Regions from separate parts of the Mus musculus genome. Here all the other regions are linked to region 3. Evidence: chromatin loops called from intact Hi-C (ENCODE). Cell type or tissue: left cerebral cortex. All regions are shown on one strand. Links, peaks and the distances in the headings refer to the core of each region. The heading gives the core; the rest is flanking DNA.

Region 1 (5,000 bases), core at 1-5,000, 1.1 Mb before region 3:
AGTTTACAGGGCACACTGGACCACTGAAACCAAGTCCTTCAATGGAGGAATGGATTCAGAAAATTGCTACGCACACTCCAGTGAAGTTTGCTTGGCAGGCCGAGAGGCCTGGAAGCACTCATGAGGCAAAGAGTTTCACAGAAACTCACCTCCTGGAGCTTTGGCGTTCTCATTAACCCGTATACTCATACCCTATCCCCGTGTTAGTCTGGTGTATAGATCCACGTGCTCTCTTTTAGTATTATTTTATTATAAGTGCTTTTAAAGATTGAATTCTGACATAGTTAAGCCTTTGCCAGTGTTCCAATGTCCTAGAAAATGCTTGAAGCTGAGCTTGGAATCCGGTATGAATGCAGTAAGGAAGTTACCTATTCAGTAACTAATTAAGCATTACAAAAGACAGAACCAGCAGCTCAGAGCTGGTCTGCAGAGTATTTACTAAGGACAGTAGCAAATCTCACCCAAACAAGGGAATGCCATGAAAGAGCCAGGGAATCCCACTGAGATAGAAATCTTTAGTACTGGCTACATTGCATATTAGAAGCAAGTTGGTGAATTCTGACAAATGGAGATTCTCCACAGATACTTAAAAGTTACACTCACACAAGAAATTATCAGGGCCCAGGATAGGGGGGTTGTGGTATTGCAGTATTCATGAGGAGGTCTGCTAAAGTAGAACCCCTGGAGGTGGGCTTAACAATAGACTAGCTTTACACCTGGCTCCCTTCTCAGTGGCAGTGACCTGGTCCCTGCCTTCTTTTGATGTATACATTCATTTTGTATTATGTCACTGTAACTTGGTGGATTGTATCTCGTCTGGTTTCTTGCTATTCTTCTGTATAAAAAGTTTGATGCTTGACTTGACAAATTACATTCAGATTCTACACAATCTCCTGTGTTGATCTGTCTGTCATTCGCCAACTCCTTGCCCATCTGCACCCAGAGGGTCTGCGGCAGAAAATGTGGCACATTTACACAGTAGAGTACTACTCAGCTATTAAAAACAATGACTTCATGAAACTCTTAGGCAAATGGATAGAACTAGAAAATATCCTGAGTGAGGTAACCCAGTCACAAAAGGACACACATGGTATGCACCCACTGATAAGTGGATATTAGCCCAAAAGCTTGAAATACCCAAAATACAATTCACAGACCACATGCAGCTCAAGAAGAAGGAAGACCAAAGTGTTGATGCTTCGCTCCTCCTTAGAAGGGGGAACAAAATACTCACAGGAGGAAATATGGAGACAATGTGTGAAGGAAAAGCCATCCAGAGACTGCCCCACCTGGGAATCCATCCCACATACAGTTACCAAACCCAGACACTATTGTGGATGCCAAGAAGTGCTTGCTGACAGGAGCTTGATATAGCTGTCTCCTGAGAGGCTCTGCCAGAGCCTGACAAATACAGAGGTGAATGCTCAGAGCCAACCATTGGACTGAGCACCGGGTCTCCAATGGAGGAGTTAGAGAAGGGACCGAAAGAGCTGAAGAGGTTTGCAACCCCATAGGAAGAACAACAGTATCAATCAACTAGATCTCCCCAGAGCTCCCAGAGACTAAACCACCAACCAAAGAGTACACATGGAGGGACCCATGGCTCTAGCTGCATATGTAGCAGAGGATGGCCTTGTCAGGTATCAATAAGAGAAGAGGCCCTTGGTCCTGTGAAGTCTCAATGGCCCTGTGTAGGGGAATGCCAGGGCAGGGAGGCAGGCAGGAGTGGGTGGGTGGGTGGGGAACACCCTCATAGAAGCAGGGGGAGGTGGGGGCAGGGGTTTTTCTAGGGCAGAGAACTGGGAAAGGGGATAACATTTGAAATGTAAATAAAGAAAATATCCAATAAAAAGGAGAAGAAAAAAAGAAAAGAAAAGAAAAGAGCATTTTGAAGGCAGTATGCAGTTTGAAACAATTCCACAAGGGGGCAGGCGTCGGCAACAGATGCACATAGGTGCTGGGCAACTCCGTAAGGAACAAGGCTCCTTAGACTCAGACTCTGTGCAGACATAGGATGACAAGCCACCTGCCAGTGCTGGAGACCACTGCTGTGCATGCTGCCGCCTTCTTGTTCATGTACCTCCCCCTCCCTCATCCTTCATGTTTACTTCTTTCACCGAAATGAAAATTGGTTGACTACAGAGCAGACACTTCCTAAACCTCTCAAGGTAGGTGCTTCTAAATGAGCTGTTCACAGCCTGTGGGTGGCAGCCCATTCGGGGTTGCACATTAGGTATCCTGCACAACAGATATTTACACTATGATTCATAACAACAGAAAAATTACAATTGTGAAGTAGCAACGAAAATAATTTTATGGCTGGGGTCACCACAACAGGAGGATTTGTATTCAAGGGTCACAGCCACTGCTCTAAGCCATCGCTCGAGCAGGCCCTTAAAGTCCCTGAAAGAGAAACACAACACAGCACAGACAACGGGAGTAGCCTCCATGTTAGCACATATCTTAGCCCCAGGGAAAGACCTGGTCCCCTACTATTTGTATCAGCACCCCTGGTATAGGTTCTGTCACTCTCCATACTTAGAAAATGGTAAGTGACCCTAGCTTAGGCCCACTTAACATTTATTGAGTACTTACTATGTGTCAAGCTTGTGTCCACCCTGAGATTCTCGAGAAAAAAAAATTCAGTTCCACAATTTTGAACCAAATTTAAAGCAAGCTTTAATTAAATGCTGGCCAGGTAGAGGACTCTGGCCAGGTCTACTCCTGGGTTCCCAGGGAATGGCCACAAGTTACATTTTTCAAGGACTTAAAAAGGCAAAACCCACAATTCATTGCATTTCCCATTAGTTCCAAACCAGGGGCTAACATATATCCTGACATATTTTCCTGCCTATGTGACTTCTGCCTACATCCAATCAAATACATCTGGTATAAAAAAAATTAAGTAAACTTGTTCAGGGGAGTCAAAATGCATGGCTTGTTAATTCCCAAGAACTACAGCTTCCAGTATTCCAGAAAGTTATCTTGACCTTGCATAAGTGGGGCCTACAGGTAAACTCCGACTCTTACACTTGGTACTGGGAAATCTAGCAGAAATCTCTCCTCTACCTTCTCCTCTCTTCCCCTCCCCCTCCCCATCTTCCCCTCTATCTCCTATTTTATCATATGTGTAAGGACGCTTTGTGAAGTAATATCATACACTTAGATTCCAGGAATCAGGCCCCTTACATATTGGGGGCCTTATTTTATCTTACAGTAGACATGGATGAATATACAGGGACACCTCCAAGTAAAGGTTAGCAAATACTGCCTTATGTCACAGCTGCCTCCTTAAAGGCCTTTTTGGGACTCTGCACTCTTTTGGGACCTTTGTGGATAAGGTTTAGGCAGAGGAAGACTTCAGTATCTGAAAGTGAAATCACTTACTAGTAAGTGTAGGCCATGTCATGAGATCCCCTTTCGGGGAACTGGTGACCTGGAGTTAAACCTGGAAGTTAAGGGTGCAAAGAGCTGATCTGTCCACACGAAGGTTTGAGAAGACTTAGAGTAATGGCTGCACTCAGCTTTGCTGAGGTGGATCAAGGCTGTGCACACTTGGCATGCTCATGATTTATCCGGAGGGTTTCATTTTTGCCATGCAACTTTTCTGTTATTTGGAAATTTGTGTGTGTGTGTTCACGCACAGGCACATCATATGTGCTTCAAAGAAATGACGGACTCCTGCTGGCTAAAATTTTTCTTCCTGCTCCCCTCCTCTCCCCGGTTAAGGGAAGGCTGATTTCTCTATCTGTATCTTGAGTGACAGAGAGGAGCACCCATGGTGATAAGTGACACAGACACAGGCAAGCTGGAGAGCAAACCTGAGCCAAACATCGGGGGAGCCTGGGTCTTCCTCTCACTTTAACCCAGGAGTCCTTACCGTGACCCTTGGATCCACAAACACTATACATTGGCCTTGAAAGAGCCAGCTAGAATTCCAGTCAACTCTGCGTGGCTCCAAGGGAGTTCTGGAATTTGCAACACGTATGCTGGTGCCTGCTTCGGATCTGCTAATCTCAAGTCTTGCCAGGACTTCAGCATTGTATCAAGTTGATCCTTCAGGGTCAAGCTGGATAATTGTTCCCTGATGGTGGTTTGGTGTGGAGAATAGCTCTTGATGGGGTATCAAAGATCAACAAAACCAGACACTGAAGTGTTAAGGATGGATTCAGTCAGCAACAGGCTAGCATAATGGGTGAAAAACGGAACTTCATGCAGAGCTGGCTAGATATTTTCAAGGAAGGATGAAGGGGGAGGGGAATAGAGGGGGAGGGGCAGGAGAGTCTGGACAGTGACAGTTTATGAAGTGTGGGATGGAGGACTTGGTCTCTGTGCAACCTATCTAGGTTTGCTAACTGACACTTAATGAGGTCAGGCCCCTCCCTTTCACAGAGCGTGGGAGATGAGCCCTATCTTCAGAGACTCTTCCAAAAGGCAGCACACTCTTTTGGAAGCTTCTAGTTTCCTCTGGCAGGCACTGTAAGATGGCCGAGGGTGATATAGCCTTGAACTGTTAGGAACTATGGAAGTGAATTTTTTTTTTTCTCAAGTCTTTTTGTGCCAAGCTTGATAAACAGTCTGGAAAGAGTTCAGAACTTGGTTAAAATGTAGTTAGGGAGAGAATCTTGGTCAAGAGTATCTTCTATGCCATGACCAAGAGTGTTCCTTAGTATACCATTATGTCATGGTGGTACCAGGAGGCTTTGACATTAAGGTATCACTGCCAAGAAAAATACCCAAATCTATCTATCTATCTATCTATCTATCTATCTATCTATCTATCTATCTATCTATCTATCTATCCGTCCATCCATCTATCATCATCTGTCATCTTCTATCATCTCTTTTTCTATCAATGTATTTACCATATACCTGTCATCTATCATCTATCTCTAATATCTAATCCATATCATCTATGAGTTGATCTATATCTATTGTCTATGCCTCAAATCTGCACCATTTGTTATCTTTTTATCATTATTTATCAGGTATGCATGTAT
Region 2 (5,000 bases), core at 1-5,000, 350 kb before region 3:
TATAGCTGCTTCTACAGTGATGAACCTATATTATGCCTCTTCTCTCTGAGCCTTACTATTTTCAATGAATACTATATTTGCGTAGCACCAGAATAATGATATTTATAAGTGACATGCAGGCACTTCCCGGTACTTAAAGATAATCAACAAATCGTAACTGTAATGATTATTTTGTACAGAACACATCCAGAAGCTGACTCGGCTTTGGCTTGTTCACAGCAACTTACCTAGTTAATTCTAGAAGTGGAATTCACACCTCCATATATACATCTTGTTACTGTTGTTCTGAAACACAAGTTTCTGGTCGTCAGTGACTTGGGATGAAGTGTTCTCTGGTCTTTTTTTTCATTGGAAATAATCTAGAAGAAAAGTGGCTGATGTGTGATTGTGTTTTGTTCTTTGACCCACTTTTGAAATAGTTCTTAGTCAAGTGCATTAGAATCACTAATAGCTTTGTGCTCCGTGATGTGCAAACCATGAGAGGCAACCTATCTGATTTAGTTTTAGTTTTCAGTAGCAGCCTATCAGATTGTTACATACTCCAGACTCAAAATAGCACATGATATTGCTTCGGTTTTCCTGACTTAGGAGCTCAGGACAGGCTAGCTGGATAATCTGGGTGTTCTGGATACAACCAAGCTGAACATTGTGTTAGTTGAGGTGTAGGTCTAACTAAAGCTAGCAGTATTCAGTTACTTGCAATGGCTAAGGAGGAAAGTCCTTGTTTAATAATTTTTTTAATTTAGTCTTTGAAATTTTCATACATGGATACAATGTTCTTTGATCATATCTATCTCCCATTCCCCCTGTTAGGAGACAGTTTGCTGAGTCTAGCCATCTCAGAAACAAGTTCCATCTTGCTGGCAGAGCCAAACTGAATCCATGTTCCCAGGCCCCAGAATCAGCTCCTATACTGCTTCTTCTGGTGTTTCGAGGTTGTCTGTTAACTAATAAGGAATGTCAAAAGGGAAGTTGCAGATTATCTAAACTAAGGCACACACGTAAATCTACTGCCCGACATGACGTAATTGAGTGTGTGCAGCTTTTGCTACTCCTTTGTTCCCTTATCACTCTAAATTCTGGACCAGAGTCCAAAAGGGGACCTGATTACGGCAAAAGCTGACTGACCCTAAAACTAGATGACCTGCATAAGGCTCAGCCACCTACATTAACTTCCTCGCTTAACCCTTTGTGTCAAAATATGATTGGTCAATGCAACAACCCAGCCTACTCCCTCTTGCTTTGTGTTCCCATCCTGTAAAAGTATTGTACAATCTCCTGATGTTGACAAGTTTCAGACACTGAACTGGCCACCTCTCTGAGCACAGAAAATACAGCTTTCACTTTAAGCTTCTGTCTCTGAAGTGAGTTTTCTCAGCATCCACCCCAAATCCCACATTCCTGGGATCTCTCTAATACATCTCTCACCTAACTTCTATCCTCAGTTTTTGTTTTTTTAAACCCACCGAGTCCAATTAATGTTGTTCATAAGTGCTGGGTTTGGGGCAATGGTCATGATGTCCCCTAATGGTCATGGATAAACAACTAGTTCTTACCCCCTGTCCAGTGTAAAACGCTCCCTGTAGCCACCAGCTGCCAATAACTCCTCAGGTAGGGGTGGAGCTTCACAACCCCTTCCCTCTTTCATGGTGAAATTTTGAGCTGGCTCGATCTTGTTGTGGATGTAATGAGAGCTGCAGGTATGTGTGAGGACAACAGCCATGCCGTGTGCAGCACAGAATTTCTTCCCCGAGGTTACACCTAGGGGACTATTTAAAGCCCTGGAAGCTTTTTTGTGCCCCGCTGTGTGCAGCACAGAATTTCTTCCCCGAGGTTACACCTAGGGGACTATTTAAAGCCCTGGAAGCTTCTTTATGCCCCCTCTACTTTGTGTCCTCTACACAACATAGATGTTTGCTCTTTCAAAGCCAGCAGGGGAGTTGGTATCTTTCAATTCTATGACTTTAGGTGTCACCAGCCATTTGATTAGAAACTTCCATTACATCAGCAATGTCCATCCTCCACAGGATGTAACTTAGGCATAATGTGGTCTGCCACCATCATAGTTGCAAAATGCTTCTGTTGTCAAGAAGGAATTGTGGGAATGCGTACCTTGTCAGAAGAATATTGAGGACTCCCTTAGGCACGTGTGCGGCACATGTGTAACCATATTATAACACACAAAATACTAAGAAGCCTCACAAGACATTGTGAATCCCAAGCAGACAAGCTGCTCAAAAGGTTAAAGAGATGGAAGAGGGATAGGACTTGAATAAACAGTAGCAAGAGCAATGAGGAAGGACAATGCAGGGCATTCCAAGGAAGACATACACAATACTTAGGGGAAATGATTATTGGGTTTGCATTGTTGGAACTTACCTTTAAGAAATTACTCTGGATTTCAATTGTTTGGAGGTGTGTGTGTGTGTGTGTGTGTGTGTGTGTGTGTGTGTGTGTGTGTGTGTGTTTTGTCTGTAGGTTGTATCTTGTGCATGCAGTACTTGCAAAGGCCAGAAGAGGGAACTAGATCCTCTGGAACTGCAGTTATAGAAAGGTTTTGAATCACCATGTGTATGCTGGAAACTGAACCTGTGTCTTCTGCAAGAGCAACAAGTACTTTTAACCTCTGAGTTCTCTCTCCAGCCCTGTTCTGAGGTCTTCAATAAACGGGCATACTTTGAGCCTGTAGAGTCTTTAACATGCATGCTGAGAGCACTTTAATGCATTCTCATGTGCTGAGTAACTGGGAGATGAGCCTGCTCTGGCCATAAATCTTTTATGTAAAATGTTAAATCCATCCGTTGTCGTCATCCTGAAAACTTTGAAAAGGTCTATTTTTTTTTTCTTCTCTATACCCTTTGTCAGAGATTTTCAAATCTAACAACAGAAGGACCTTGTAAACTGCCTTCTTCTGAGGGGCTTGCCACTGTTTAGGTAGTAGATGAGAGAAGCCTGGGGAAAATGGGTTCAGTGCTGTCTCCTACATGTAAAATCGACTGCGATCTCCAGGTATTGGATTAAAAAATAGTCTAATCATTCACTCATGTGTTCTAGACTATTCAGATTTTAAAATCTTGAAAGATAATGAGATAATACAAGCATAGTAATTATTAGTTACTAAGGGGTACCCCCCCCAAAGAATCACTCCAAATCAGCTCCTTTCAACATCCATTGCCCACCCAGGCAACCATCTCCTTGCCCACTTTGTGTCCCAGAACTGAGTCAAGAATTGTCTACCTGGACATGCTCAAGCTGTACCTGCCTCTGAAGGTGAATGGGTTTTTGTTTCAAGTGCTATCAGCAAAATTCATGGAATAACACATGTGCAGAGTAGGGAGGGCTTTCCCCTAGTCTCTCCAGGAGATAGCTGAGGATGGTGGGGAAGACCTAAAGATAAGCACACCAGGAGGATGCACAAGGTTGGGAAACTATCTAGAAAGGTAAATGTGCCTTAAAGATGAGACAAGGCAAAGGGGGTGATCACTTGTGTGTAGGCCAAGAGGGTAGAAGGGCTTGGATCTGGGATGGGCAAATCTTTGTCCTTTCTAGGCTTCAACCTTCATGGCTCATCTAGTTCCCTGAACTAGAGCCCACCCTTGACGATAGCTCGCATGACCTGCATCTGTGTCTCATGTATCTTGCATTGTTCCTGGCTGCATGTTTACCTGCTACATAGGTTGGGAGATGTCTGTGATTTTTGCATTTTGATCACCAATAGCTAGCATTTAGCTTGTACGGTTGCATCTATTAAGTGATATATAGCGAGTTGGAAATCGGAGAAGTAACAAACTCACATAGTCTGTGTTACAGTAGGTTATCTTTATGACAGTCACACACACACACACACACACACACACACACACACACACACACACCAGGCCAGATAACAACTTGCTCAGTTCAGTTCTCTCCTTTTACCATGTGAGTCTCAAGAATCAAACTCAGGTCTTTAGGCTTGAAGACAGGCACCTGTACCCACCAAGCCCTCTCCCTGGTTAACCCTGAAAGGAAGGTCTTTCTAGAGTATAGTTTTCCCACATAAAATGATCTTTGAACAATAGGCAAGCTCCCTAGCTTACTATCTCTAGAGACTGCAAATCCTGTAATTCTGTGTATAAATATATGGACTACCAGCTAAGAGGCACCCGGCTAACTTGATTGTAACCACTTGTAATTACCAAATTACGTTCCTGATTGCTTCAGCTAGGTAAAGCTTGGCTTATGTCCACATGCTGCCTGACAGTTTTTCTGGGCCATTGAATTCTGGGTGGCACTGTACATTTTTCTCTCATTACTGAACATTATATTTATCATCAGAAGGATAAGGTTTTTTTTTTAATCATAAATAAAATACATGGGTTACATTAAGGAGACATTCTAAGTAATCATTAGGGCTGAAATTCTGTCAACCTGTCATTGAAAATATGTGTGTACAATGTAGTAAGGCATCAAGACAGACAGAGTAATTGTGTCACTTGATATAGAAGAAAATGTATATTCATATTCATGAATAAAATGTCATCCAAGAGACAGTCCTCCAACAGGAATGAGCAGCCAGCGTGGATATGTTCAAGAAGTCCACAAGTTATATTAGACAAGTGTCATATTAGCACGAGACAAAAAAAAAAAAAAAAAATTCAACCCGATGCAGAGTTCCTGAGTTAGTGTCTGGCATGCTGAGTTTAGCAGCAGGAAGAGCATGGGGTATTGAGGGACAATCAAAAGAACAGCTCACACCAGTGGAGGCCTGGTGGGATTGATCCATGGCAAAGAACAAAAGATTTGCAATGTAGCTAAGCAACTGTTACCAGAGAATGCACTGTGATAGACACCTAGAAAACCTCCAGGGCTTGCAAGTGGCACGTTCAGGGCAGTGTAAAGTCAGGAATATATCTAAACGCAATGAGATGAAAGCCGCATTTAACAGCTGGCTGTCGACCAGAAGACAAACGCTAGAAACCGTCAGGTAGAGAATCAAAACCGGCTGATCTCTTTAAAGT
Region 3 (8,192 bases), core at 1,983-6,982:
GTGTGTGTGTGTGTGTGTGTGTGTGTGTGTGTGTGTGTGTGTGTGTATTCATTTTAATTGATAGAAAATAGTACTTATTGGTGGTTACCATCTGATATCCCCATGCTTGTGTGTCTCCCAGGATTCCTTTCTACGTATTGCTTTCCTGAGTCTGAGAATGGTATGCTTAGGTATATCCACCCAAAGATAATCTCTTAGTCTTAGAGCTCTAATTTGATGCCTCTATTAATTTGGCGAAGCCTTGGGCCCTCGTTATCTAGATATTTTTCTAGAATATCTCTTCTCTTTCCTTGTGTGTTTTTCCAGCACATGAATTCATGCCTTCATCATCCATCCCTCAGCCTGGAGTAGCTGAAGATGCTGAAGCCTCCCTGCCTCCAGCGCCTTCTGTGCTTGTTCACACTGAGCCACTGTGTGTTAGACTGTGGTCCTTATTGGTGTACTGGTAAAACAGCATCAGTGGGGAAGAGCATTCTGCTATGCTCCGAGGAACACTAGGCTTTTCAGCACATATCTGGTCTTAGGGCTGGGATGCTATACACACTGTTTGGGGGGCTGGCTTTAGGGGGGTGTTTTGGTTTGGTTTTTGTTTGTTCAGTAGTTTAACCCACCACCCCCACATTCCTGCATCTCTCCCTTAGTGCAACATCCCCAAGCTAATTCTTGAAACTGTGACTCCACCCTGGTTTAGACTGTCTCTAGGGCCGGCCATGATATTCCCTCTCGCCTGCACAACATTTATGTGCATTGTTCTTTCTTTGTGTCATACTTCTCTCTGAAAATGCTTTCTTCGTGCTGACCTGTTAATACTCAACAGAAGAATTTCTTCTTGGAAGAAAGTGCCGTCCACCCTTCAGGATAACTGCAGACTCTCCTTCTATGTGCACACCCACAGACCTGTTTCCTGTGTCACCTCATACCCTCTCAATGTTTTGATTTGTTTCCATGTCTTTCTTCAATACTAAACTGTAATCTTAAGATAAATGGGAATTATCTCTCCCTTATACCATTTGGTCCTTACAACCTATTCTTATACATAGCAGATGCAGATAAACTCTGAGGAAAAAGCAGAGCACTCCCAGTACAGTAGAAACCATCTAAGGCACAGCCGGGCCACTTCACACTGAGGCATAATGGCATTTTATAAAAAGCTGCTGTAGTCCCAAGAAATGGGTTCTCCAGTTATAAATATTTTTTTAAGATCACATGCAATTGTGCCTCTATTTTATGGTATAAAACTCTCAAAATGAGGAAATGTCTGTGAGATCCATGTTTAAGGCCCTTTCATTCCCTTGCCATTATTTCTCTGCGTGGTGACCTTTAAATTTAGCCTGAGTATAAGTGAGGTTGTCAGAACATCGGGTTACATTATGCAGTTCAACTATTTGTGCCTTGTAAAGACAACGTATATTCCAACAAGGAGCGCACAGTGGAGGAGGTGCCCTGGCGATATTCTGGAATTATCAGAGCCAGAATGCATCCAGAAGTCAGTCAGTGCTTAGGACGACTCCGCCTTCTTGAAAAGCTGCTTGCTGAAAACAGGTTTTCATTTATTCTCCCAGAAGATAAGATAACCTGTGGCTGCTGTGTGGCCTTGCTTCCCTGGCATCTTGGAGAGAAACGTGTTTGAAGGCTACAGGAGGGGGTTGGAGAGGGCGGGGCAGGGGGCGGGGCGGGACAGGGCGGGGCGGGACAGGGCGGGGCGAGTAGACTGTGTTGTCTGCCTGCAGGGCTGGTTTTTCCGTGGGGGCACTGAGGAGGCTTTGAATAGTAAACTGAACCTAAGGCTCCAAGGCTTCCCAAACTGGTGCTAGTACTAAAGGACCTTTTGTAGGCATGAAGAATCTCCCAACTCCTTTCTTAGCTGTTTGATTAGCTGCCCTCACCTTCTCACTGATAAATAGCTCAGACATGACGCCTGGGTCCTGTAGCCAATTTCTTGGAGGCAGTTTCAGAGGCTGAGCAGGATGGGCAAGAAGCACAGGGAGGAGGGGAGGGAGACCCAACCTTTGTGCCTCGACAAAGACTTTATGTTGTGCTGGAGTTCCAAGGCACGTGCTATTAGCTGATATCTAAGGGGAAAAAAAAGAGGAAGAAGAGAAAGAAATGGTTCAAGCACGTGGAAACTAGATTGGTCCTTGGAAACTGCAACAAGGCACTAGATAGAGATGCCCTCCTAGAATGAGCCAGCTCAAGGTCAAATGACAGCCGTGATAATGACCTGCACACTTTTACAAATCCTGAAGTACATGCATGGCAGGAAGGTCATCAGATAATGAGAGATGTGCATGCTGTTGGGCCTGTGACTAAGTTCCAGACACTACTCGGTGGAGTCACCTGCAACTGCCATTTTTCCCAAAATGCTTCTATCTGAGATTAACTCTCTTGATTCAATACACACACACACACACACACACACACACACACACACACACACACGCCTGCATACCTATAGCTATACCTATAAGTATAGGTATATACCTATAAATATAGGTATATATATAGGTATAGGTATAGAGATTTCTATTCTGTCCTGACACTCTGGTCCAGCATGCCTCGGCGACCTGCCTCCTTACCTTAGACAGTGGTTCCACTTCCTTCAAAGAGGTGATGGTTAACCTTGATCTTCAATGTGATTTTATTGAGTAGCACAGTTGAAAACATCTCTGCTGTTGATAAGGAGGAGTGGAGTGGGATAAGAACATTTCCAAAGATGATTAGCCAAGGAAGGAGTGTCAGCCCTGAATGTTGATAGCACCATCCACTGGGCTGAAGGCCTAAATAGAATGAAAGAACAAGAAGGGCTGGGGCTCAGCGATAAAATGCCTGCCTGTGGTGTGTGAGATCTTGGGTTTGATCACCAGCACAGACAAAAAGGATAAGGTAGAAGAAGCCCACTAGCACCTTTCTGTTTTATCTCTCTCTCTCTGTCTCTCCCTCTACCACCCACCAATTTCCTCTCCCCTTTCTGACTACCATGAGCTGAACAGCTCTGCTTCTCCATAGTCTTCTACCATGATTCTCTTTCCCACCACAGCCCAAATCCAATGGAGCCAGATCACCATGGAGTGAGCTCTCTGAAACTTTGAGACAAAAATCTTTTCTCCTTTTAAATTGTTCTCTTGAGTATTGGTCACAGCAGATTGGTCACATCAATACAATAATGATGATGATCATAATATTTTTAAAAGAGAAAGCAAGAATCTAACAAGCTATGGCTCTAAGGAGAGACAAATGAAGAAATGTAACAGTGTCTGGCACATAGTATCCTAAAGAACAACCCACAAAGATTGTCTAAGTGCTATTCCAGGTTTCCTTCATCCTAGGAACTTCTTATGAACGAGCATTTGGATCTTTCTAGGGCTGGCAATAAAATTCTAAAGTAACACTCTGGTATTCTCCTCGGATAATTGTATCTTCTCTGACAAGGATTGTCAGCCAAAGGTACCCATTTTCCCTGGCTCTATGGACCCAAGGTGGGTCTGTAAGACTCTCCATCATTCCCCCAGCCACGTTATGCTTTCTGCTAGTACTGAAGCTATGCTGTGCTCATGCAATTGTTTTCTCAACAAAGACAATGGACAATGAATTTGTTGAAATCAGGAAAGTGATTTATCAGATCGTTATTGGTTACATTAAAAATTAACCTTTGTTGCTGCAACCGAAGACTCAACATATACATTATTAGAAGAAGATACTGTTACCAAATAATTAGCCTTGCCAGCATTTACTGACTCTGCATTGGCTGTGTGGTAACGTTTAGTATGTCTCTACAGTGGTGGGTGTCTTGACCCCATTTTGCAGATAAAACCCTAGTCACCTGCCATTGCACTTGTGACTTGCTTTGTAGCCTTCAACGTTTCTCTGAGTCTGTCTGTGTCTCTCTGTCCTGGTGTGTTGTGGGGTTGCTTATACCACTGACACACAGGAGACTTCAGGAAATCAAAAGGGATGCAGAAGAAAGCAGAGCACCTTAGGTGCCAAATGCCCTTTAAACCATATCTGACTTCCTGTGATCAAAATTGGCGTTTTCAATCATCGGTTTTTGATGGCTCCTTTAAACCATCTGCTGTTCTTCATGCGTGACAACATTAGATAGTGCAGGTTTCTGTGAAAAGTTCAGTGACTACAGACTTCCGGGTAACAAGTTGTTTGTTTGTTTGCTTGCTTGTTTGTTTGTTTGTTTGTTTGTTTTACCCTGCAAGAAACACAGTCCTTATATGGATATTCCCACTCCTTCGTTCCTGTGTTCTGTGATCGTGGCTTGTATTCTTGGCTTTCCTGACCAGTCTTAGACCCTTCTCCTCTCCTTCTCTTTATATCCCCCTATATTTTCCCACCTGGAAGTCCACAAGGACTAGCAAATGCCAGCAGTGACTCTACACAGTTTTATGAGTGCTTTTAGTAAATTAGGAATTAGAGCTGGCTTCCTGTGTTAGAACGGGGATTAGAAGGAAGGTTTTTCCAACGTCTCCTGAGGATTATACGAAAAGTAAGCAGGAATCATGAAGATTGGGAATGTTATTTCCAAATGCCAACATTTTTAATAGACAAACATTGCCTGCGATCCGGCTGCAGTATATTAGCAAAGAATAAAGAAAGCCATGAAAAGGTAAACACTGGTGGGCTCCTGGAATGGGTGAATATTCTTACTGGCTCACAGCGCCATCTTGTGGCCTGTTCTTAAACAGAGCCCGTTTTCATCGTAAATCAAGCCGACCTTCTGATCCTGGGCAGGTGAGCCCCCTTGGCAAAGTACAGGAGCTCCTGGCGTCCTGATCTTCCCTAAGCATGGCTGCCAGTCACCCCACTTGTTGGATAATTTTCTTCTCTTTGCTTTAAAACATTTATGATGTTTTCTTTCTTTCTTCTTAACTGGTTCTTTCTAGCTCCCATCACCAAATCTGCTTTATGTAACTCCTGAGGTGTGCTCCTTGCTTTATCATCCCATGCTTCCTGTTTCTTCTCCTCTCTACAGATTTTTATATTCCAGACTCTTCCACTTTCTTTGAGCATTGCACACCGGTGACGCATATGCAGACACTCAGGCATACATACATACACACACACACACACACACACACACACACACACATTAAAAAAAAAAAAAAAAACTGGCCATAATGGCACACACCTTTAATCACAACACCCAGGAAGCAGAAGTAGAAAGATCTCTGTGGGTATTGGACAAGCCTGGTTTATATGGCAAGTTCCTGGCTAGCAGGGCTATACCTTGAGATATTGTCTTTATATATATATATGTTATATTAAATGATTGGGCTGTTCTTGTTTTTCAGGTCTCTTCCTTGAATCTTTTGATTGAGTCTATTTTCTTACCTTTTGCTTGCTGGTTCACAGCAGTTTGTTGTGTATTATTAACATGCTGCTCACTGCGTTTTGAATTCCATTTTTAAAAGTCTATTGTTTTCGCTAACGCCTACTTTTATGATTCACAGTATGGTTTCTGATAATGAAAACAATCCTCCCTTTGCTTGTGGTCTGAGATAGCGTTCTTGCTCCACTTTTTGAATCGTATAAGCTCTTTCCCCAGTATCCACTTCTCAAGATCTGTCTGTACCCACTAGTGAGTCTTGCCGCTTCTGTCAGATATTGAGCCCCTTAGTGTACGTGAATTCTCTCTCATAACTCAAAACTTTGTTGCTATAGGTGAACAGTGCTGTGACAGCCTGGACTGAGTGTTCAGGGCTCCATAGAGACCCTTCGTATCTACTCAAGAATCCCCCTTATGTGCTGCTCTCTTTAAAAGTTAATTTAACTATCCATGGACTTTTAACATTAGCCACTAATTGGAAAATGTGTGTTAACTAGCAACAAATCATCTTGAACTTTTTTGAATCTGAATTAACTTACAAGTTTTATTAAGTTGAAGCCATTATAGTTTTTGCATTCGCCTCATGATAGCAATATCATATTCACATTTTCAAGTCTTTGTCTATTTCCTTCCTAAAGCTTTAGGGTGCTCTCTGTAAAGCTCTAATGTAGATAAGGGATACAGCTTAACACGTGTGAGGACCCAGGCTCCATCCTCAGGACCAGGTACAGAAGTTCTTACATGCCCTCTGTTTAAGTAGATCTTAAATATGACTTACTGTGACTAGGATGTTCTCCATCTTCCATTTTATGGTCAAGTTTATTATGACTGATATAAAGAAACACTTCAGATTGTATACAGCTTGTTAATATTGCTAAAGCTGGCGAGTAAGATTTTGTACAATTATTAAAACGTTTCATTAATTTCACTTTTTCTTTCCTTTTCAATCATAAAATTTAAACCTTTGTTTGTGGTTTCTTTTTAAAAGACAACCTCACTAGGTAGCCCAGGCTGGCCCTAGACTCAGTCATATAAGTGCTCAGGTTAGGACTATGCCACCACCAGGTATACAGCCTATTCCTTCTCTTAGAGAAGTACCAAGACTCCATATGACAGCAGCCCACATTGTCCAGTACAACCTCATCTTTATTAATTACATCTGCACTGTCCTGGTATCCAGCGAAAATCAAATTCAGAGAGATTAGAGTTAGCATTTGAAAACAAGGAACTGCTCATCTTCACCTCTGCCTCCACTCCTTCAAATCCAATTCTCCTGTCTCATCTATAGCTTGGCTGCAGACAGCCTGCTGCAGCCTCCCTCTCCCCTGCTCTTCTACCCTGTCTCCAGTATATCACACACACCTTCCCCTCCAAACTGCCTCACACCTAATGCTTTATCCCAACCCCCAACTCTAGCAGGTATTCCTTGGGAACCTGCAGGCCACTCAAGCCAGAGAAGCAGGCAGACTAACTACAGATCTTCACCAATCTCTCCCACCCCCTCTCTCTCTTCCTCTTCCTCCTCTCTTTCATTCCCAGCTCTCCAGTTTCACTCCATCTCTACAGCAAGCCTCCTGCTGCATCCTCCCTTCTACTCCACCCCGATATCCAATAGATCATGAAAATCTTCTCCACTAACTTTTTTCTCCACTGGTCCTGCTATCTCGGCCCCCAACACCAGCAGGCGTTGTCTGGGATCCTGCCTGCCAAGTCTAACAGAGAAGCAAGAAAGTCATCAAATCAGGTGGGCAGGCTTAAGTTCTTCACTCTCCCTCCTCCCCTCCACATCCAATGCCCAGTCTCATCCCCAGCACCCGATGTGGCATCTCCTTACTCTTTGCCCGGGTTCCCATGGAACCAAACAGAATCTGGTAGAACTTCCTGCTTTCTTCCCTCCTGTGGACCCCCTAAGGCACAACCCCAGCCTGTTCCCTTCTATAAGGGTCCACTAAAAACACATTTTACCCAGAACTCCAAGTGACAACACCTCCTCTGAAGATTTCCTACCAGGCAATAAATACACACACACCACACTCGCCTAGGAACCAGATAGGACAACAGAAACCAAAGATCAAAACAACAAAACAAAAAAAGATATCAGCTCTTAGAATTACAATATTCCCAAATCCAGATATCCTAGATGCCAGAGTAAAAACATAATTGATAAGAGCCAGGACAATGTTTCCAATAAAGCCCAGCAGCCATGAGTATTGCAACATAGCTGAAGCACAAGACGAAGAATTTTACAGAGCCTGTATGGGCATGATAGAGGTTCTTAAAAAGAAAATAGATAAATTCCTTAAAGAAATCTATGAAAACACAAACAATGGAAGACAATAAAACCATTCAAGAAAAGGGAAAATGATCAATTAAAAAAAAAACTCAAGCTGAGTAAATTTATAACTGAAATTTTAGCCACTTAACCAGGTTTATTGCCTCAGAGCCAAACTTCACCAAGATAATAAAAAAGACAAAAGACAGAATCTTAGAAATTGAAGATACAATAGAAGAAAAGGATAACTCAGTCAAAGAAAATGTTAAATCTAAAAAAAAAAAAATCTGTAAGAAAACATCGAGGAAATCTGGGACACTGTGAAAAGATCAAATCTAAGAATAATAGGAACAGAGGAAGAAGGAGGCAGAAACCCAGGTCAAAGGAACAGAAAATATTTTGAACAAAAATTATAGAAGAAAATGTTCCTAACCTAAAGACAGAGATACCTATCAAGGTATAAGAAGAATATACTGGAATAGAAAAAAAAAAAGTCCCTTAAACATACAAAACAAAGAAAGAATATTAAAAGCTTCAAAGGAAAAAGACCAAGTATCATATAAAGGCATGCAAATTAGAGTAACATCT

Evidence for each region. A loop is a pair of places that touch in the nucleus more often than their neighbours do. Peaks named below come from ENCODE experiments on the same cell type or tissue, not always from the same donor. Only the 100,000 strongest peaks of a DNase experiment are listed, where the experiment ranks them.
Region 1: it touches region 3 in a loop (3-fold over the local background); 17 of 42 quality-filtered maps call a loop at or near these places.
Region 2: it touches region 3 in a loop (2.7-fold over the local background); 12 of 42 quality-filtered maps call a loop at or near these places.

What each region holds. Positions count from the first base shown.
Region 1 is chr5:45,421,404-45,426,403 of GRCm38, reverse strand. It overlaps D5Ertd615e (DNA segment, Chr 5, ERATO Doi 615, expressed), which reads left to right and starts at 2,004. Exons shown (of 6, transcript NR_131933.1): 1 at 2,004-2,168. In left cerebral cortex, for the core only: a CTCF peak has its summit at 1,914 (motif pointing right); a DNase peak (open chromatin) is centred at 1,931.
Region 2 is chr5:44,654,414-44,659,413 of GRCm38, reverse strand. The region is part of intron 2 of Ldb2 (LIM domain binding 2); the gene reads left to right. Among named protein-coding and RNA genes, the nearest start is that of Ldb2, 140 kb to the left of the region's middle. In left cerebral cortex, for the core only: a CTCF peak has its summit at 2,533 (motif pointing right); no DNase peak of the experiment used is centred there.
Region 3 is chr5:44,300,856-44,309,047 of GRCm38, reverse strand. It overlaps Gm40296 (a long non-coding RNA gene), which reads right to left and starts at 2,751. Exons shown (of 4, transcript XR_868403.3): 1 at 2,577-2,751. In left cerebral cortex, for the core only: a CTCF peak has its summit at 4,664 (motif pointing left); a DNase peak (open chromatin) is centred at 4,655; H3K4me3 peaks cover 583 bases; H3K27ac peaks cover 664 bases.